Linked DNA regions of Homo sapiens: region 2 is linked to region 1. A link is an interaction called in ENCODE POLR2A ChIA-PET data of the cell type or tissue named here. Cell type or tissue: OCI-LY7. All regions are shown on one strand. Each heading gives the region's core, and the rest is flanking DNA. Links, peaks and the distances in the headings are about the cores only.

What was found. ChIA-PET counts read pairs that join two places held together with the same protein. Peaks named below come from ENCODE experiments on the same cell type or tissue, not always from the same donor. Only the 100,000 strongest peaks of a DNase experiment are listed, where the experiment ranks them.
Region 2: POLR2A ChIA-PET joins it to region 1 with 5 read pairs; 6 of 35 experiments call an interaction of 5 or more read pairs at or near these places.

What each region holds. Positions count from the first base shown.
Region 1 is chr9:136,814,367-136,825,779 of GRCh38, forward strand. It overlaps RABL6 (RAB, member RAS oncogene family like 6), which reads left to right. Exons shown (of 15, transcript NM_024718.5): 2 at 9,159-9,293; 3 at 11,413. It also overlaps the pseudogene NCLP1. Among named protein-coding and RNA genes, the nearest start is that of MIR4292, 11 kb to the right of the region's middle. RefSeq lists an enhancer at 7,925-8,813. In OCI-LY7, for the core only: no CTCF peak of the experiment used is centred there; no DNase peak of the experiment used is centred there.
Region 2 is chr9:136,870,641-136,881,373 of GRCh38, forward strand. No RefSeq gene overlaps it. Among named protein-coding and RNA genes, the nearest start is that of EDF1, 9.7 kb to the left of the region's middle. RefSeq lists a silencer at 10,119-10,168 and an enhancer at 10,289-10,338. In OCI-LY7, for the core only: no CTCF peak of the experiment used is centred there; a DNase peak (open chromatin) is centred at 1,971.

The sequences.
Region 1 (11,413 bases), core at 4,004-9,003:
AGACAGGGTTTCATTATGTTGGCCAGGCTGGTCTCAAACTCCTGACCTTGTGATCTGTCCACCTCAGCCTCCCAAAGTGCTGGGATTACAGGCGTGAGCCACCAGGCCTGGCCCATGGATACTAGTTTTTAACTCAGGAGCAGACTTGTTAAAGTTCAGGTTTCCAACAAAGATTGAAAGACGTTCCAGCCTGGCCAACATGGTGAAACCCCGTCTCTACTAAAAATACAAAAATTAGCCGGGTGGTAGTGGTACACGCCTGTAATCCCAGCTACTCAGGAGGCTGAAGCAGGAGAATCACTTGAGCCTGGCAGGTGAAGGTTGCAGTGAGCCAAGATTGCGCCACTGCAGTCCAACCTGGGCGAGAGAGTGAGACCCTGTCTTAAAAAAAAAAAAAAGGCACAGTTGGTTCTGTGCTTCTCACTCTCCACTTTGTGTTTCTTGGCTTCAGAAGCTGCTGTTTGGTCATTTCCTTCATTTTCCAGGTGCTTCTTTGACAGACCCTTCCTCCTCTTTGTCGTCTTCATCACTTCATCCTCTTCATCATCGTCACCCTCGTCCTTGTCCTCATCATCCTCTTCATCTTCATTCCCAGCCATCCTCTTGGCTTTCCCAGGAACAGCATTTGTAGAAGCTTTCTTTCCTTTGGCTGGTGTTGTTTCCATAGGTGCTGCTTCAGAGCCATCTTCCTCAGCATCGTCCTCATCGTCCTCGTCCTCATCCCCTGAGGCAGGGGCACCCGCTGCTGCCTTCATCACTGCTGGTTCAGAGTCATCCTCCTCCTCATCGCTGTCTTCCTTCTTGGCGTTCTTGCCGTTCTTTGCCCCCTTGGCTGGGGTGTCCCTTCTTGCCAGGAGCTGCTGCCAGTGCTTTGCCTGCTATGGCTCCCTTCTTGGCAGGTGTGGCGACTGCTTTGCCTGGAGTGACAGTTGCTTTCTTGGTGGGTGTGGCACCTGCAGCCTTTTTTGTTCGGGAAACTGTCACCTTCTTGGCTGGGGTTGCAGCAGCCTTCTTGCCTTTCTCCTGAGGTGTGACAGTCTCTTCTCCACAGCTGTCATCTTCTTCATCTTCTGACATTTCCTCATCTTCACTTCCTCCTTCTGCCTCCTTTGGGGGAGCAGCCATTTTCTTGGGGTCACCTTGGTTTTTACCTGCCTCGACACCAAGTAGTCTGAAGCTGCTGAGGATGGGAAATCTTTGCAGGGTGCAGAGTGGGAGAGGAGCAAGGTGTGGCTGACACCAGCTGCAGCACAGGCTGTCAGGGTGGGGAGGTGGCTGGGCCCTTGTAATGGGCCCAGGAGATGCTGCTGGCACTGTGAGAGGGCCTGGTTAGGAGTTAAACCTTCATGCATCTGAGATAAATCATAAGCTCTTCTTGGTATGAAAATGTAAGAAAATTATTCCATATTTTGCAGGAAAGCTGCAGGAATGTGAAGGAGTTAAATTGAATCAGGGTAAGAAAGGCTCAGGGCCTCAAATAGAGCTCTGTGTTTTCTGCATTGTATCTTCTAAAACAAGCTTAGAACAGAGGTCGTGTTCACATCCCGTTTAGTAAAAGAGCAGGTTTACCATGAGGTTAAGTACAGGTAAGTACAGGGCTTCTTAGCGTTTCTTGGATGAATCCTAAAGGTTTTCCAGGAGAATCACTTAGCTTATTGCAGCCAACATTTAAGATTCTGAAGTTAAGCAGAAAAAAAGAAAACCCAAGATCAAGGGACCAGCAGGAGAAAAAAAAGATTCTGAAATTGATTTTATTTATTTAGGGTCTTGCTCTTTCGCCTGAACTGGAGTGCAGTGGCGCAATCTTGACTCACTGCAGCCTTCACCTCCCTGGCTCAAGCAATCTTCCCACCTCAGCCTCCTGAGTAGCTGGGACTACAGGTGCACGCCACCATGCCTGGCTGAGTTTTGTAATTTTTGTAGAGACAGTGTTTCACCATGTTGCCCAGGCTGGTCTCAAACTCCTGGGCCCAAGCGATCCATCTGCCTTGGCCTCCCAAAGTGCTGGCATTACAGGAGAGAGCCACTGCGACCAGCCTAACTTTTTAACTTAAAAGTAGAGGTTAAGTTGGGCATGGTGCCTCACTCCTGTAATCCCAGCACTTTGGGAGGCCGAGGTTGGTGGATCACTTGAGGTCAGGAGTTTGAGACCAGCCTGGCCAACATGGCAAAACCCTGTCTCTACTAAAAATAACAAAAATTAGCTGGGTGTGATGGGCACATGCCTGTAATCCCAGCTACTCAGGAGGCGGAGGCAGGAGAATTGCTTGAGCCTGGGAGGTGGAGGTTGCAGTGGGTCGAGATCGCGCCACTGCACTCCAGCCTGGGTGACAGAGTGAGACTCTGTCTCAAAAAAAAGGGGGGGGGGGTAATTTTTTAAAATAATTAAATCAGATTATTTTACTTGCCTTATTTCTGATGTTACAGGATTTCTTGTAATTAGCTTTTTTAAAAAAGAGTTTGTGGCCATATAGTAGGTGTGTATATGGGTAATTAGCTTTTAAAAGGAGTAAATTTCATTTCAAGGGAGAGAAAATAAGACTCTTCATTCTCAAAATGTGAAGATAATAGAAAACAAATGTATGTTAAAATTGATAAAGATGTAAAAGGAAGCAATCTTAAGACTAGTCAAGACTGTATGCCCATGATATGTGCAATTATTATGTCAATTATAAATACAAAAAACCATGAGCAGACAGTTTATGTTTGAAAAAGAAACAGAATGAAAACCTCTAGAAATGAAAAACATAGTCATTAACGTTAAATCAGTCAGCAGCAGGAGAAGCAGCACGAGAAGCAGCACTAACTCAGCTGAAGAGAGGAGCAGTGTTGGGAAGAGATGTGCGGCCCAGGGAGGAGGCGATGCCAGCCCATGTCCAGTACAAGTTCCAGAAGGAGAAGAGAGCAAGAAAGGAGAAAGGGAAGACTGAGGACTTTCCAGAGTTCATGAAATACAGGAAACTCCAAGAAGTCCAGAGTTTAAAAACATCCACAGCTAGATACATCATTGGAAATTTTCAAAACATTAAAAAGTAAACATCTTAGATGCAACCAGAACAAAAAGACTTCCCTGAGAGGAGCATGCAGTGGACTGGTGACCAGCTCGCAGCAAACCTGTGGCTGAGGGGAGGCCGACGTGGGCTGAGGGGAGGCCGACGTGGGCTGTGGGGAGGCCGACGTGGGCTGAGGGGAGGCCGACGTGGGCTGTGGGGAGGCCGACGTGGGCTGAGGGGAGGCCGACGTGGGCTGAGGTCTCTGTCTGATGAGCACTTGAGAGCCGTGTGACTGGCTCCACTTCTGCCGAAGCTTGAGGCTCACTGTGCAAAGGCTCTTTTAGAAATAAATACTGAAGGTTATTCTTCAGAGAGGTGGAGTTGAGCTCGAAACACAGGAGTGGATTTCAAAAAGCAAAGGGGGCCGGGTGCTGGCTCACACTTCTAATTCCAGCACTTTGCGAGGCTGAGGCAGGTGGATCACTTGAGGTCAGGAGTTTGAGTCCAGCCTGGCCAACATGGTGAAACGCTGTCTCTACTGAAAACACAAAAATTAGCCGGGCATGAGGGCAGGCGCCTGTAATCCCAGCTACTCAGGAGGCCGAGGCACAAGAATCGTGTGAACCCGGGAGGCACAAGTTGGAATGAGCTGAGATCGCGCCGCTGCACTCCAGCCTGGGCAACAGAACAAGACTCCATCTCAAAAAAAAAAAAAAAAAAAATGACGGGCACAGTGGCTCACGCCTGTAATCCCAGCACTTTGGGAGGCCGAGGCGGGCAGATCACGAGGTCAGGAGATCAAGACCATCCTGGCTAACACAGTGAAACCTCGTCTCTACTAAAAATACAAAAAATTAGACGGGCGTGGTGGCGGGCGCCTGTAGTCCCAGCTACTTAGGAGGCTGAGGCAGGAGAATGGCGTGAACCCAGGAGACGGAGCTTGCAGTGAGCCGAGATCCCACCACTGCACTCCAGCCTGGGCAACAAAACCAGACTCTGTCTCAAAAAAAAAAAAAAAAAAAAAAAAAAAAAAAAAAAAAAAAAACCAAAGGTAAGCAAAGAAACTGGTAAATATGTGGTGAAAATGAAATAAGTGTTGGTGGGTCAGGTGCGGTGGCTCACACCTGTAATCCCAACACTTTGGGAGGCCAAGGTGGGTGGATCACGAGGTCAGGAGTTCACGACCAGCCTGGCCAACATAGTGAGACCCCATCTCTACTAAAAAAAATACAAAAATTAGCCAGGCATGGTGGTGCGTACCTGTAGTCTCAGCTACTCGAGAGGCTGAGACAGGAGAATCACTTGAACCCGGGAGGTGGAGGTTGCAGTGAGCCAAGACTGCATCATTGCATTCCAGCTTGGGCAACAGAGTGAGACTTAATCAAAAAAAAAAAAGGAAAGAAAAGGAATAAGCGTTGGTTATGTTAATCAGTGGTGATCATGATTTATATAGGGTATATAAAAGAAGAAACTACCAGAAGTAACACAGCCCAGGGTGAAGCTGGACAGTCAAGGCGTTCAGATCTCTATATTATTATTAAGAAGAAGTGTTAACTTCAGACTTCACTGCAGCAGATGTGAGTGTTGAAAACTTAAGGGTTCCCAAAGTGTAGAAACAGGTTGCAAATCTTCCAAATAAATACCAGGTAGAAAGAATACTTTCTGAAAACCACCTTGTCCAGGCCGGGCGCGGTGGCTCACGCCTGTAATCCCAGCACTTTGGGAGGCCAAGGCGAGTGGATCACGAGGTCAGGAGATCGAGACCATCCTGGCTAACATGGTGAAACCCCGTCTCTAATAAAAATACAAAAAATTAGCCGGGCGTGGTGGCGGGCGCCTGTAGTCCCAGCTACTCGGGAGGCTGAGGCAGGAGAATGGCGTGAACCCGGGAGGCGGAGCTTGCAGTGAGCCGAGATGGTGCCACTGCACTCCAGCCTGGGCAGCAGAACGAGACTCCGTCTCAAGAAAAAAAAAAAAAAAAAAAGAAAACCACCTTGTCCAGCTTTAATCAAAGGCATAGAAGGCTGGGGGAGGGGCAAGGGAACCAGAGCTGTAACTAAAAATCATAAAATAACATGGCAGCAGCAGTTGTCAGTAAACAGAACTCACCAGCTCGAAAGAATGTGAGATTCGAGGAATTTTTTTTTCTTTAATTTGGCTATGTGGTGTATAAGAGACACATCCAAAACATAATGGTGTCGAAAGGTTGAAAGTTAGGAGTTGGAAACAAGACACTAGGTAAACATTAACCATAAGAAAGCTGCTCTAGCTATAGTCCTAGTGCTACAGCGACAGTGATGCCATATGCAGAATATACTTCAAAATGAAAGAGAGCGGGTAGAAATGTGAAGGGTTACCGCAGGCTCAGAGAAAGTCTCTGGACCTGAAGGCTCAAGGAACATTGATTAAAGTGGACCATCCTCACTGGTGCCGTGGCTTATACCTGTAATCCCAGCACTTTGGGAGGCCAAGGCAGGAGGATTGCTTGAGCCCAGGAGGTCGAGACCAGCTTGGGCAAAAAGCAAGACCCTGTCTCTAAGAAAAAAATAGTAAAAAAACTAGGCATGGGGTGGTGGCTCACATCTGTAATCCTAGCACTTTAGGAGGCCAAGATGGGCGGATTGCCTGAGCTCAGGAGTTTGAGACCAGCCCGGGCAAAATGGTGAACCCCTGTCTCTACTAAAATACAGAAAATTAGGCATGGCGGCTTGCGCCTGTAGTCCCAGCTACTTGGGAGGCTGAGATGGGAGAATCACTGGAATCCAGTAGGTGGAGGTTGCAGTTAGCTGAGATCACACCACTGCACTCCAGCCTGTGCGGCAGAGTGAGACTCCATCTTCCAAAAAAAAAAAAAAAAAAAAAAAATTAGCTGGCAGATGTCTGTAGTCTGAGCTACTTGGGAGGCTAAGGTGGGAGGATCACTTGAGCCCAGGAGATTGAGGCTGCAGTGAGCTAGGATGGTGCCACTGTGCTGGCTCTAGCCTGGGTGACAGTGAGACCCTGTTTGTAAAAATAATTTTGTTGTTTTTTTTGAGACGGTTCTGTTCTGTTGCCCAGGCTGGAGTGCAGTGGTGTGATCTTGGCTCACTGCAACCTCCACCTCCTGGGGTTAAGCAATTCTCCTGCCTCAGCCTCCTGAGTAGCTGGGATTACAGGTGTCCACCACCACACCCGGCTAATTTTGTATTTTTAGTAGATACGGGGTTTCTCCATGTTGTCCAGGCTGGTCTCGAACTCCTGAGCTCAGGTGATCCGCCCGCCTCGGCCTCCCAAAGTGCTGGGATTAGAGGCGTGAGCCACCGTGCCCGGCCAATAATAATTTTTAAAAAGCAAAAATAAAATCAAAGGAAGGTTTAGAAAATAAAGGGAAAATCTCACAGCAAAATGACAGCTGGTAAATGATATGAAAAAAATAAACAGAGGCTGAGTGTGGGTGTTGCAGTATCCGAATAATATATATTACGAAAAGAGAAAAATATCAATGGAAATTCAAGGAAAAGTGCGGCCAAGACGTCCTTCAGTAGATGAATGGATCAACTCCGTGCATCCAGATGGTGGAACATTATTTAGTCCTGAAAAGATGTTCTCAAGCCGTGGAGAGGCCTGCATGAGCCTTAAGTGCGTATCGCTGAGTGAGAGAAATTATTCTGTGTGACCCCAACTCTCCGACGTTCTGCAGAAGCCAAACTGGCCAGATGCCTGGAATGAGCTCCCCGCGTTCATGAGGGCTGGTTTCCGGCAGTGGCATTGGGAGGCTTTGTTAACATTGGTTCTTGTGCTTGTCTGCCTTGTTTAAGTTCCTTACAAAGAGCATGTGCCATTTTTACAAAATGAAGGAAGTGGGTTCTGTCCCGTAGGGTTGAGGAGCCGAGATGCGGGGACCAAGGGACGTCAGCGCGTTGGTTCTGGCCGCGGGAAAACGGGCGGTCGCTGTGACCGTCTCTGCGCTCTCCGCGTTGCTAACGCCCCACTCCCGGGAAAGACCCGGAGACGGGACCACCGCATGTGGAAACCACCGGGAAGCACAGCGCGTGGGCCGCCTGAGCGGTGCCGGGGCGGGGAGGCAGGGCCGCCGCTCAGGCCGTGGACCTCGGGGCCGCGGGACGGACGTGGATGGCGCCGCCGTTCTCTCGCGGGCCCAGCGAGGCTATGCGTGCGCGGCCCGGGCAGTCTCTGCGAGCCCGGGCTGCTGCTCATCTGGGGGGGACGGCGGCCGCCCGACTGAGCCCAGAGCTGTGGGCCGCGCCCGGGTTCCTGCCTCGGGCCGGAGGAGGGAGGGCGCCGCGGCCCGTCTCGGGCCTCCCGCCGCGCTGGGGCCTGGCTCCCTCCTGGCTGCGCTGAGCGCCTGCGGCTCCGCTTGGGGCTGCTGTGCTCTCCACAGGCCGGGCCGCCGGGCTGGAGGGCGCTGCAGGCGGCCTCTGTTCTCCAAGTTCTCCGCGGGAGAGGGAGGGGAACGAGGGCCCAGCCTTCCGCGGGGTGGGCTCGGCCGGGAGAAGCGCGGAGCCTCCTGGCTGCCCCCAGCCGGTGCGGCCGCCACCGTGGCCGTGAGGGCGCCTGGGTCCCCTCTGGAGGTTTTGCCGCAGCGCTGGCCGGCGCCGAGATATGACCAGAGGCGTTGAAAGTTGGCGCGTTGAGGTACCTAGGATGGGCGAGGAAATGAACAAGCTTCAGGGGAGAAGAAATGACTGTGGGAACAGGTGCCTTGAGGTAGAGGGAGGGGACTGGGCCAGGAGAGAGGAGCCGGGTGGGGCACAGGGACAGCCCAGGGTCCCTCAGAGCTTCGAGGCCGGGCGCCCTCTGCGTTGGGAGCTTGGGGTCCCCCTGACAGAAAACCTGGGGGGGGCGTTGCGGGAGTGAGAGGAGGCTGCAGACCTGACACAGATGGGGGAGCGGGCGGGAGGCCCGAGACCTGGGGAAGTGGGAGGAGCCTGCAGACCTGCTCCTTGGTTGCCTCTGCTCCCCACCAACCCGGCTCCCTTCCCTGGCTTCCCTGGCTCTCCCCTCCTGGAAACGTGGAGGACGGCCAGGGCTTCTCTCTCCCCCGTGCCTGTGGTGGGTTCACCAAGGCCTGTGTGAGAAGCTCTCGGGGTCTGCCCAGGTCCGAGGGCAGCTGTCTCAGTGCTGGCTGCTGCGTCCGCACAGCTTCTCGGTCATTCTCGATCCTGTTCTTCCAGCACCTCCGCAGGCTGGGTGTTCTTAGTCCAGTCGGGTGCCAGGTCCATCCCCATCTCCACCCGTTCTGAGCCACCTCCCGCCTTTGCTAAGTCCGTGCTCCCCTCCCAGCTGCCCTCCCTCCCCCATCACATTTTCAAAACAAGCTGGGCAGTGGCCTCTCCAACCCAGCCCCGGAGCAAGCAGGCCCAGGCCCGGGGCTACCCGGCACACACGCGTTGTGCGTGAGCTGGGATGCAGGCCCCGCGTTCTGCAGAATTGTGCACTGAAGACGCCAGGGCTCGCAGTGGCTCACGTCTGTAATCCCAGCACTTTGGGAGGCCAAGGCGGGCGGATCACGAGGTCAGGAGATCGAGACCACCCTGGCTAACACGGTGAAACCCCGTCTCTACTAAAAATACAAAAAATTAGCTGGACATGGTGGCGGGCGCCTGTAGTCCCAGCTACTCGGGAGGCTGAGACAGGAGAATGGCGTGAACCCGGGAGGTGGAGCTTGCAGTGAGCCGAGATAGCACCACTGCAGTACGGCCTGGGCAAAAAAGCGAGACTCCGTCTCAAAAAAAAAAAAAAAAAGACTCCAGGGCTGCAGAAAACCTGGTTAGGAGCAATCCGCAGAAGCCTGGGGTGCTGTGGAGAGCTCCTCAGGTGGTGGGCCCTGACCCTGAGGGTCACCAGGGGTCCCAGGGGTGGGCTCTAGGGCAGAACCACGTCCTCCAAGTAGAAAGCCTGACCTGGCTCCAAGTAGAAAGCTGCCCCCTGGGCCCGGTTCGCCGTTGATGCTCTGTGTGCTGCCAGGTGTCCTCCTGATGGGAGAGGTTGCCATGGTACCCACCCATCGTCTTCCTCCCCTGCCTGCCGGTCACCTGGTCTGATTCTAGCAAGAAAGATGAAACAGGTGGCAGCAGAACCGGCTCTCCTTGTAGTTGCTCTTAAAGCTGCAGCTTGGGTTCGGTTCGTTTAATTTGCCTTTTCTTTTTCTCTTCCCGTCCCCAGTGAAGATAGTGATCCGGGGAGACAGGAACACGGGCAAGACAGCGCTGTGGCACCGCCTGCAGGGCCGGCCGTTCGTGGAGGAGTACATCCCCACACAGGAGATCCAGGTCACCAGCATCCACTGGAGCTACAAGAGTAAGTGTGGTGGGTGCCCCAGTGGGTTCGGGCTCCAGGCTTCTCCTCCCTCAGCCCTGGTTCCTGGGAGATGCATTCCCCAGAGGGGGTCTCCCCGAAGAGTTCTTGTCTGTGAGGGACCCTGCTGACGTGGGGGCCCTGGCGTGAACTCTGGGGCTCTTTTGGGGTGGATCACCCTGCTGCCTGAGTGAGCTTCATGAAGCCCCACTGACCTGGGAGGCTCAGCTTGGGGCAGCGTTGGCCGCAGGTGAGTGGGCACGCGGGCGCCTCGGGGGCTGAAAAGAGGTACATTCCGAGGAGCATTCCCTTGCCTGCACCCTCTTGGTGCACATGGTATTTTTTCTTGGGCCCCAGCCCGACATCTTCTCCACCACCAGAAACAGTAATAAGACCTTTGTTTGAGCCTTGCCCTTGTGGAAAGTTCGTGTCACTAAAAGGTTCAGTGAGGTGGGCTTGATGGTGGGATAGACCCCTCCCCCAGGTCTCAATTGGGTGTGGGTGGGCTGGGCCTGGGTAGATGCGGGAAGGTGGGGGAGGTGACAGCTGTGGCGAGGCTCCTGCTGTGGGAGGCAGAGCAGCTGCCCTGTGTGTTCAGAATCGTGACAGCAAAAAGCCTTGGGGCTGGTTTTTTTGTTTGTTTGTTCGTTTGTTTTTTGGTTTGGTTGGGTTTTTTTTTTTTTTTTTTTTTTTTGAGACAGAGTCTCACTGTCGCCCAGACTGGAATGCAGTGGTGAGATCTCGGCTCACTGGAACCTCCGCCTCCCGGGTTCAAGCAATTCTCTGCCTCAGCCTCCTGAGTAGCTGGGATTACAGGCGCCCGCCACCACACCCAGCTAATTATTTGTATTTTTAGTAGAGACGGGGTTTCACCATCTTGGCCAGGCTGGCCTTGAACTCCTGACCACGTGATTCACCCACGTTGGGCTCCCAAAGTGCTGGGATTATAGGCGTGAGCCACCACTCCCACCCAGGGCTGTTTTAAACACCTTTCCTTTTCACTGCAAAAAAAAAAAAACTAGTGGGTTACTAGTGGGAGGCAAAGATGAGTTTGAGCTGCCACGTGGTGACAGCTGACACTTGGACTGCTGTGCAGGAACAGCCGTGGAGTTGCTGGGCATCTGCTGCTCTCTAGGGCCTGGGAGGGTGGTGCTGGGCTGACAGGACACAGAGCCCACAGGGCCGGCGCACAGAAGCTCTACCTGCCACCGCACCCTCTTCCTGGTTTGGGGTGAGGCTGATGGCAGCGTTCATGCCCCTCTGCTCAGGCGACGTGGATGTGATTGGTGTGGGGGCAGATGCCTGGCTGTGTGAGGGCCCCGGGCGTGCCTCTCCCCTCTGGTTCTCCCTTCCCCTTGGAATCCTTGGGTGGGCGGGAGGCTCCATCCATCAGCTCCCCCAGTCCCCAGCACGCCCCACAACAGAGCACAGTCATGGGAGCTCAGGAGGAGTGGTTGGCACCAGCAGGCCCAGCTGCGATGGTGCGGTGTGAGGCAGGCCTGGGGCCTCTCAGGTGGCTCCGAAGGGAGGGTCCGGCCTCCGCCCTCAGTGATTACTTAGATTCTGCTCCCTCAAAGTGAACTAGAGGCCAGTCACTGGATGAAGAAACAGGGTCAGAAGGTGACACAGGCGGGCCCATTCATTCGCACCTGTCAGCAGAAGCGTACTCCATGGGCAAAAACACAGACATCGACCCAGCCAGGAGGGTCCCCTTCCAGTATGCTGAGGCCAGGAGGGGCCGTGCCCAGGATCGGGGCCCGGGAGGGAGGGGCCGTGCCCAGGATCGGGGCCGGGGAGGGAGGGGCCGTGCCCAGGATCGGGGCCCTGGAGGGAGGGGCCGTGCCCAGGATCGGGGCCCGGGAGGGAGGGGCCGTGCCCAGGATTGGGGCTGCGGAGGGAGATACCGTGCATTCAGTTTGTCACTGAAGCTGTGTCTGAGCGAAGGCCTGAAGGAGCCGCCATGTGGTCGTCTGGGGAGGACACATCCCCTGCTTCTGGACACTCGGAAGTCCTGGTGGGAGCCGGTGGCTGCGGGGCACAGACAACCACACCAGCTGGACCGCTTTGTGCCACCTTGGGAACTTCATGTTGGGCACTAATTTTAGGATTCTCCCTGTTTCAGC
Region 2 (10,733 bases), core at 1-5,000, 52 kb after region 1:
GACAGCTTGGATTTTTAAAAAATCAGTGGTCACCCCCTGTCCCTCTGCCCACCATGTTCCCAATCCCCAGAGGTTACTGCTTCCAAGTTTCACAGCTGCTTTGTACTTTTGGGTGTTCACTTCCACATGTTTAAGTGACATGCTTACTCCGCTCTCACTATGTCTTCTTTTTTCTGTTTTTGAGACGGGGTCTCACACTGTCGCCTGGGATGGAATGCGGTGGCGCGATCTTGTCTCACTGCAACCTCCGCCTCCCAGGTTCAAGCAATTCTCCTGCCTCAGCCTCCCAAGTAGCCAGGACTACAGGCACATGCCACCAAGCCCAGCTAATTTTTGTATTGTTAGTAGAGACGGGGTTTCACCATATTGCCCAGGATGGTCTTGAACTCTTGACCTCATGATCTGCCTGATTAGGCCTCCCAAAGTTCTGGGATTACAGGTGTGCCCAGCCAATATCTCAGTTTTCATAAGTAATCTAGGTAATCTGTTAAAAATAAGTATATTAGTACACACAATGCCAATGTGCCCTAAATACGTAAATAAATAAATAAATACATTACGTAAATGTAAATCTGATAAATTCGTTATTTTTTTGCGACAGAGTCTCACTCCATCTGTTGCCCAAGCTTGAGTGCATTGGCACAATGTCAGCTCACTACAACCTCCACCTCCTGGGTTCAAGCGATTCTCCTGCCTCAGCCTCCCGAGTAGCTGGGACTACAGGTGCACGCCACCACACCTGGCTAAATTTTGTATTTTTAGTAGAGATGGTGTTTCACCATGTCGGCCAGGCTGGTCTCGAACTCCTGACCTCAGGTAATCCACCACCTCAGCCTCCCAAAGTGCTGTGATTACAGGTGTGAGCCACCAAGCCCAGCCAATTAATTCTTATAAATGAACTTTTCATGTACTTTAAATTTTAAAGTTGTGTTATGTTAAATAACAGATGTTCTTTAAGTGTGTGGATCATTTCCATATAACATGTGCTTCTGATGAGGAAAAATATAAAAAAGGCATAAAATGTGATCTTTATTTTTTTAAAGAATAATTTTGTCTAATTTGGAGGTTATTTCAAGGTTATTTCCAAATATGAAATAAGATAGGAATCAGTAAGCAGGAAAGAGAAATGTGAAGTTATGGATATGAAGATATATTTTGGTAAGTAAGTTTATAAAAAAGAAATAGCCAGGCATGGTGGCTCATGCATGTAATCCCAACACTTTGGGAGGCCGGGGCAGGCGGATCACAAGGTCAGGAGTTTGAGGCCAGCCTGGCCAATATGGTGAAACCCCATCTCTACTAAAAATACAAAACAGCCAGGCGTGGTGGTGGGTGCCTGTAGTCCCAGCTACTCAGGAAGCTGAGGCAGGAGAATCACTTGAACCTGGGAGGCAGAGGTTGCAGCAAGCCAAGATCACACCACTGCACTCCAGCCTGGGCAACAGAACAAAACTCTCTGTCAAAAAAAAAAAAAAAAAAAAGAAAGAAAGAAAGAAAGAAAGAAAAGAAAAGAGAGAGATAATAATTTTAAATAAGAAGGAATCACATATGGTAAATGTTTGTCCTAAAGTGACCGGTTATTTAAGAAAAAGAAACTGGCCAGGTGTGGTGGCTCATGCCTGTAATCCCAGTGCTTTGGAAGGCTGAGGCAAGGTGGATCACTTGAGCTCAAGAGTTCAAGACCAGCCTGGGCAACATGGTGATACCCCATCTCTACAAAAAATATAAAAATTAGCTGCCCATGGTGGCACACACTTGTAGTTCCAGCTAATTGGGAGGCTGAATTTGGAAGATCACCTGAGCCTGGGAGGTGAAGACTGCAGTGAGCCAAGATAGAGCCACTGCACTCCAGCCTGGGCAACAGAGTCAGGCCCTGTCTCAAAAAAAAAAAAAAAAAGAAAGAAAGAAAGAAAAAGATAAGGAAAGAAAGCAGAACCATAGGACAAAACAGAAAGTCCAAGCATGTCACCAATAGTCTGAGTAAGTTTTTGTTTTTTGAGACAGTCTTGCTCTGTTGCCCACGCTGGAGTGTAGTGGCACAGTCTCAGCTCACTGCAACCTCCACCTCCCGGGTTCAAGTGATTCTCCTGCCTCAGCCTCCTGAGTGGCTGGGATTACAGGCACATGCCACTATTCCTGGCTAGTTTTTGTATTTTTAGTAGAGAGGGGTTTCGCCATGTTGGCCAGGCTGGTCTTGAGCTCCTGACCTCAGGTGAGCCTCAGCCTCCCAAAGTGCTGGGATTACAGGCATGAGCCACCACGCCTGGTCTGGTATGAGTAAGTTTTGATAAGACTTGTGAAAAGGGAATTTATGAAAGGTATTTTGTGTGTAATTAAGTTAGCTATAATTAGAAGGAATTATTTGTAAGTCTTTCTAAATATTGATCTTTTCTATTAAAAATACACTAATACAAAACTAAAAAAACTGGTCACCTATGTCATACATTGCTTTTTTTTTTTTTTTTCCAGGGACAGAGTATCTCTCTGTTGCCCAGGCTGGAGTGCAGTGGCATGACCTTGGTTTACTGCAACCTCTGCCTCCTGGGTTCAAGTGATTCTCCTGCCTCAGGCTCCCGAGTAGCTGGGACTACAGGTGCGCACCACCATGCCCAGCTAATTTTTGTATTTTTAGTAGAGACAGGGTTTCACCATATTGGTCAGGCCAGTCTCGAACTCCTGACCTTGTGATCCACCCACCTCAGCTTCTCAAAGTATTGGGATTACAGGTGTGAGCCTCCAAGCCCAGCCCAAAGTTTTTTGATTATCACTCTGGTTACTATGATTCTATTTTTATTAAGTGTTTTGAATCTTTTGACATCTTTGACTGGCTTCCCCAGGATCAATATCCTAAGTTAAGTCTTTTTGACCTAAATTTAACTTTGCGATTTTCCACTTCGGTTCATGAAGAGCCTCAAAGAATATACACCTCACTTTGTAGAGATATTAAATGATAAGACTTATTTGATAAGTTGTCAAATGATAACACTAAATCTTTCAGTTATATTTATTAGTATTTATTGGTATAAATGTTCCACAAATTATAAAAATTCATGAAAATTTAATGTTAGTCATAATTTTGGTTATGTTGAACTTTTCCTAAAGTTATATTTGTATAGATACGTTTTTGTTTGTTTATTATAGACAGGGTCTCTGTTGCCCAGGCTGGATGGAGTGTACTGGCATGATTATGGCTCACTGCCGCCTCAAAATCTTAGACTCAAGAAATCCTCCCAGCCAGGCGTGGTGGCTCACATCTGTAATCCCAGCACTTTGGGAGGCCGAGGCGGGCGGATCACGAGGTCAGGAGATCGAGACCATCCTGGCTAACACGGTGAAACCCCGTCTCCACTAAAAATACAAAAAATTAGCCAGGCGTGGTGGCAGGCGCCTGTAGTCCCAGCTACTCGGGAGGCTGAGGCAGGAGAATGGTGTGAACCCTGGGGGGCGGAGCCTGCAGTGAGTCGAGATCGTGCCACTGCACTCCAGCCTGGGTGACAGCGAGACTCCGTCTCAAAAAAAAAAAAAAAAATCCTCCCACCTCAGCCTCCCAAGCAGGTAGGACTATAGGCATGTGCCACCACCCAGGTAATTTATTTTATTTTTATTATAGGTGGGGTCTTGCTATGTTGCCCAGCCTGATCTCAAACTCTTGGCCAAAAGTGATCCTGTCACCTCAGCCTCCCAAGTTACTGGGATTACAGACATGATCCACCACACCTGGCTCTGGATATGTTATTAATGTATTCTAAAAATTATATGAAATTTATAAAAGTCTGATGGCCCTGATGTGACACTGGTAGTCACCATTCTGGTTGCTATCTTAACATGCTGCATGTAATGGAAGTAACTAAGTTTCCTTGTCACTTGGGAACTGTCATCAGATTTTTAACTGTGGCTATTTTAAGTTTTTATCATTCACAATGGTTTTCTGAAAGCATTTGGAATAAGGTACAGTCCAAAATTGGTTTTCATGGAAAAGACTCTAACAAGTACTCTTGAACACAGATTTCTGATAACTGTTTTTTTTTTTTTTTGAGACGGAGTCTTGCTCTGTAGCCCAGGCTGGAGTGCAGTAGCGTGATCTCGGCTCACTGCAAGCTCTGCCTCCCGAGTTCACGCCATTCTCCTGCCTCAGCCTCCTGAGTAGCCAGGACTACAGGTGCCTGCCACTGCGCCCGGCTAATTTTTTTTTGTATTTTTAGTAGAGATGGGGTTTCACCGTGGTCTCGATCTCCTGACCTCGTGATCTGCCCGCCTCGGCCTCCCAAAGTGCTGGGATTACAGGCGTGAGCCACCGCACCCGGCAGATTTCTGATAACTTTAAGGTCAATGAACTAAATTAAAACTTTCAGAACTGTAATAAAGAAACTGATGGGGCTGGGTGCAGTGGCTCAAGCCTGTAATCCAAACTGTCTGATGTTATGACCAGAGACATTCAAACTACAAACCAGGAGGAGAAGCTGATGTTTAAATGCTGCAGACAGCCTTCCCAAGACAAAGGAATGAGACTCCACATCATAACAAAACCTTTATCCCTCTTAATGGTACCTTTCCACTTTGCAGGGTAATGCTGTGAAATTTCACAATCAGTGCCTTCTGCTGGTAGCTTAATGGAACCTAAACTAAGCAATCCTTGAGTGGTCATTGGTTAAATAAGAAAATGTCTGTGTCACCGCCGATACTACATGCTGTACCTAGATAAGCTCCTCTAAGAAAAGTTGAGACCCTGATACACAAAAGAAGAGCAGGCCACACAACTGCACCAGGTTTCGCCTAATTTCCTAGGGCCATTTGACTTACTCAATTCACATTCTTCCCCACCATCTGTGTCAGCTGCTGCACCACCTACAGTGAGAAGCACCCGGCAGGCCCCGGGACCCTCCCCGGCTCCACCACAATGAAGACACATGGACATCACACCCAGAGACAGTGCGGCCCTCTCTCTGGACATCTGTCCTTCCTACTTTTTGGCAGAAAACGTTCCCTCCTCTCTTATTACATATTGGCACCCAGTCTGATGGTAGCAGTTTCTGTTATTTTTATTTTTTAATTACTGTTTTTGAGACAAGGCCTTGCTCTGTTTCCCAGGTTGGAGTGCAGCAGCTCAATTGTGGCTCACTGCATCCTTGACCTCCTGGGCTCAAGTGATCCTCCTGCCTCAGCCTCCCAAGTAGCTGGGACTACAATCATATGCCACCATGCCCAACCAACTTTTTTTTTTTTTTTTTGAGACGGAGTCCCGCTTTATCGCCCAGGCTGGAGTGCAGTGCGCAATCTTGGCTCACTGCAAGCTCCACTTCCCGGGTTTCTGCGATTCTCCTGCCTCAGCCTCCCAAGTAGCTGGGATTATAGGCACCTGCCACCATGCCTGGCTAATTTTTTTGTATTTTTAGTAGAGACGAGGTTTCACCATGTTGGTCAGGCTCATCTCAAACTCCTGACCTCAGGTGATCCGCCCACCTCAGCCTCCCAAAGTGCTGGGATTACAGGCGTGAGCCACCGCGCCTGGCCAGTCTTTCCTGTTTTTCAACTCATGTTCTTTCTGTTCTAATTTTGGGAGATTTCCTCAATGTATAACCTTTCTACTTAACATTTTTCTTAACTTCGATATCACATTTTTTATTTAGAAGGGCTCCCTCTTATATTCCTTCTTTCTTTTTCTTTCTTTCCTTTCTTTCTCTCTTTCCTTTGTCTTTTTCTAATACGGTATCTGGCTCTGTTGCCCAATTGGTGTGCAGTGGTGCAATCTTGGCTCACTGCAGCCTCCACCTCCTGGGCTCCAGTGATCCTCCTGCCTCAGCCTCCCAGGTAGCTGGGATTATAGGCATGAACCACGACATCTGACTCCTCTTACATTCTCTTAAGTTCTTTTTATAGCATTGAATTTTATAGCATTCTATTTCACAAATTCTTCTCTTTTTTCTTCTAAGATTACTAATTTGGTTCTTCTCACATTCTCCTCTGGTGCCTGTACCCTCCCTCTCCGCTCTTTTGTTTGGTTCAGGGCTCTGTTTTTTCCCTGTGTCTGGCAATCCTTGCTAAGGTCAGCCCACATGCAGAGCAGCCTTCTGTGCCCGGCGGGACTTTCCATTATTAATTCCACTGCAGGATGATGGGGTGGGACACGGCCATTTCTACTGGGGTCCTAGAGAGCAACATGGTCCCACCCATGGGGAAGTGGCCTCCCCACTGCCAGCCTCCAGCGAGCCAAGGGAGAAGAGCTGAGCCTGGTGCCCCTGAGGCTGGAGGGCCCCCAGATCCACTGTCTCCTGCCTGCTGTGGGAGTGAGGAGGGGAAAGTCGCCTGGCTGTGCTGGCTGATGAGGGGAAGTTCTGGGGGTCCCAGACAGTTCTGGAGGCTTAAGCCCCAGTAGGCAGCCCTGCTGTGCAGCAGCTCCCAAGGCCTCTCTGTCCACTGTCGGCACAACTTGCTCCCCTTTTTTTTTTTTTTTTTTTTTTTTTTTTTTTTTGAGGCAGAGTTTTGCTCTGTCTCCTAGGCTAGAGTGCAGTGGTGCCATCTCAGCTCACTGCAACCTCCTCCGCCTCCTGGGTTCAAGTGATTCTCATGCCTCTGCCTTCCCAGTAGCTCCCTCTGTCACCCAGGCTGGAGTGCAATGGTGCAATCTCGGCTCACTGCAACGCCCGCCTCCTGGGTTCAAGCAATTCTCCTGCCTCAGCCTCCCACATAGCTGGGATTACAGGTGCCCGCCAACACACCTGGGTAATTTTTGTATTTTTAGCAGAGACGGGGTTTCACCACGTTGGCCAGGCTGGTCTTGAACTCCTGACTGCAGGTGACCCACATGCCTTGGCCTCCCAAAGTGCTGGGATAATAGGCGTGAGCCACCGTGACCGGCCTGGCTCCTGTCTTCGACAGCAAAACAGGACATTAGTTGTATAATCATCACCGTGTGGGGCCACTTGGGAGTTTTCATTTGAATTTACAATTATTTTGACTGCAGAGAGATCTGAATGTCACTAGGATCACCTTAAAAAAACAAAGACACAGACAGAATCACAATGTCTAGAATGTCCTGTGAAGTGGGAGTTTTATAAACCAAACACTATGTCCTGTGGTCAAGGTTCTTCCTACCTTTGTGTATCTGTGGCTTTAAGTGAAAGACAATTTTCTAAATTCAAGTGAATAAAAAGTGTTTTCTGGTTGACCATGAGGAAAAATAGGTGGATAAACATAGCTGGAGTATCATGACAACAAGAAAAAGATCAATTTTGACAAAGTTGTCAAACTTGCAGATGTTAAAACTCAAAGCCATGCCGGGCGCGGTGGCTCACACCTGTAATCCCAGCACTTTGGGAGGCCGAGGCGGGCGGATCACGAGGTCAGGAGATCGAGACCATCCTGGCCAACACAGTAAAACCCTGTCTCTACTAAAATATACCAAAAAAAAAAAAAATTAGCCGGGCGTGGTAGCGGGCGCCTGTAGTCCCAGCTACTCGGGAGGCTGAGGCAGGAGAATGGTGTGAACCTGGGAGGCGGAGCTTGCAGTGAGCTGAGATCGTGCCACCGCACTCCAGCCTGGGCGACAGAGCGAGACTCCATCTCAAAAAAAAAAAAGCAAAAAAAACCTCAAAGCCAGAAACTGGACTATAATGTTATCATTAATTAATACAAAAAACCAATAGGTTTGGCTTACACCTATAATCCCGGCACTTTGGGAGGCTGAGGCAGGTGGATCACCTGAGGTCAGGAGTTCAAGACCAGCCTGACCAACACGGTGAAACCCCATCTCTACTAAAAATACAAAATCGCTGGGTGTGGTGGCAGGCCCTGTAATCCCAGCTACTTGGGAGGTTGAGACAGGAGAATCGCTTGAACCCAGGAGGCGGAGGTTGCAGTGAGCCGAGATCTCACCATTGCACTCCAGCCTAGGCAAAAAGAACAGAACTCCGTCTCAAACAAACAAACAAAAAACCAACAAAAAAAACCCAATATGTTGGCCAGGCAGTGGCTCACACCTGTAACCCAGGACTTTGGGAGGCCAAGGCAGGAGGACTGCTTGAGCTCAGGAGTTCAAGACCAGCCTGGGCAACACAGTAAGACTCCATCTCTACTGCAAACTTAAAAAAAAAAAAAAAAACTTAGCTGAATGAGGTGGGGTTTGGTGGCTCACGTCTGTCATCCCAGCACTTAGGGAGGCTGAGGCGGGCAGATCACTTGAGGCCAGGAGTTTGAGACCAGCCTGGCCAACATGGTGAAAACCCGTCTCTACTAAAAATACAAAAAATTAGCCAGGCGTGATGGCTCACACCTGTAGTCCCAGCTACTCAGGAGGCTGAGGCTGGAGAATTGCTTGAACCTGGGAAGCAGAGGTTGCAGTGAGCCAAGATCATGCCACTGCACTCCAGCCTGGGCCACAGAGCGAGACTCTGTCTCAGAGGAAAAAAAAAAAAAATTTCCATTACTTTTTTTTTTTTTTTTTTGCAGGGACAGAATATCGCTCTGTCACCCAGACTGGAGTACAGTGGCACAGTAATAGCTCACAGCAGCCTTGAACTCCTGGGCTCAAGCCATCCTCCTGCCTCAGCCTTCCAAGCACCTGGGACTACAGGTGCATACCACTACATCTGGTTAGAAAACGTCCATTACAGCCGGGTGCCGTGGCTCATGCCTGTAATCTCAGCACTTTGGGAGGCCGAGGTGGGAGGATCAGTTGAGGTCAGGCGTTCGAGACCAGCCTGGCCAACATGGTGAAACCCTGTCTCTACTAAAAATACAAAAATTAGCCGGGCATGCTGGCATGTGCCTGTAATCCTGGGAGGCTGAGGCAGGAGAATCACTTAAACCCGGGAGACGGAGATTGCAGTGAGCTGAGATTGTGCCATTGCACTCCAGCCTGGGCGAAGAAGCGAGACTCCATCTCAAAAACAACAACAACAAAAAATGTCCATTACATTAACATATTTTTCCAAAAGCAAGGGGTAAAGGGTACTTATACCATCATATTAGTATTTATTTATTTATTTATTTATTTATTTTTGAAACAGAGTTTTGCTCGCCACCCAGGCTGGGGTGCTGTGGTGCGATCGTGGTTCACTGCAACCTCCGCCTCCTAGGTTCAAGTGACTCCTGTGCCTCAGCCTCCAGAGTAGCTGGGACTATAAGCGTGAGCCACCACACCTGGCTAATTTTTTGTATTTTTAGTAGAGATGGGTTTTCACCATGTTGGCCAGGCTGGTCTCAAACTCCTGGCCTCAAGTGATCCACCTGCCTCAGCCTCCCAAAGTGCTGGGATTACAGGCGTGAGCCGTGTCCAGCCGGTAATGGAAATTTTAATCCACCGCTTTTGTATTGTAAAGTTTATTTAGCGTATTTTTTTATTTTTGAGACAGGGTCTTGCTCTGTTGCCCAGGCTGGAGTGCAGTGGTGCACACACTGCAACCAGAGCTCACTGCAGCCTTGACCTCCCCAGGCTTAGGTGATCCTCTCACCTCAGCCTCCCTAGTAGCTTAGGCTACAGGTGCATACCACCATTCTGGGCTAATTTTTGTATTGTTTGTAGAGATGGGGTTTTGCCATGTTGCCCAGGCTGGTCTCAGATTCCCGGGCTCAAGTGATCCTCCTGCCTCAGCTGAGTAGCTGGGATGACAGTTGCGTGCCACCATGCCCGGCTAAATGTTGTATTTTTAGTAGAGACAGGATTTCACCATGTTGGTCAGGCTGGTCTTGAACTCCTGACCTCATGATCCGCCCGCCTTGGCCTCCCAAATTGCTGGGATGGCAGCAGCTTTTTTTTTTTTAACGGGCATGTTGTGCAGATGTGGTTCAGGAGAGTGAGCCAGTGGCCCAGGTCATCCCCAGGTTTCTCCGCCAGCAGTGACGCCCCACCCTGGGGAGCAACTTCCCTTAGGCCCAGCTAGCTGCAGAATGGGGGTAGTTGGAGGGAACCTAGAAGGACCTAAGCGCAGGGCCCTGGCAGGTGAGCACAGCATAGGGAGGTGCCAGGTGGAGAAGTGTGCAGGGAAGCAGGGAAGGATGGTGGAAACATGGCGGCCCAGGGGCAGAGGTTGCAGATGGTCGCAGTTGCCCTGGTCCCGGGACCAAGGGGCGAGAGCTAAAAAAGTGGGAGGCCCCACTGGGGAGGGTGGCGGTAGGGCTGGGAGAATGTGGCTGTGGCAGGGTGGGCGGGGACCTTCCAGCCACCTGGAGCATCCTGGGTGGAGGGTTGGGTGGCCTTGGCCAGATGGTCACAGTTGCTGGGACCAAGTGTGAGCACAGACCTCTAGAGTTTGTGGGTGTGAAGTGCAACCGTGGTGACTGGTCCTGGCGGGTGCTTAGGAGGCGGGGGCAGAGACATGGCTCACTCCAGCCTCAACCTCCTGGGCTCAAGCAATTCTCCCACCTCAGCCACTCAGGTAGCTGGGGCTACAGGCGTGCACCATCACGCCCGGCTATTTTTTTTTTTTTTTTGAGACAGAATTTGGCTCTTATTGCCCAGGCTGGAGTGCAATGGTGCAATCTCAGCCACAACCTCTGCCTCCCAGGGTCAAGTGATTCTCCTGCCTCAGCCTCCCAAGTAGCTAGGATTACAGGTGTGCACCACCACGCCGGGCTAATTTTTGTATTTTTAGTAGAAACGGGGTTTCTCCATGTTGGTCAGGTTGGTCTCGAACTCCCAACCTCAGGTGATCTGCCTGCCTCAGCCTCCCAAAGTGCTGGGATTACAGGCGTGAGCCACCACACCCGGCCTAATTTTTGCATTTTTTGGAGAGACG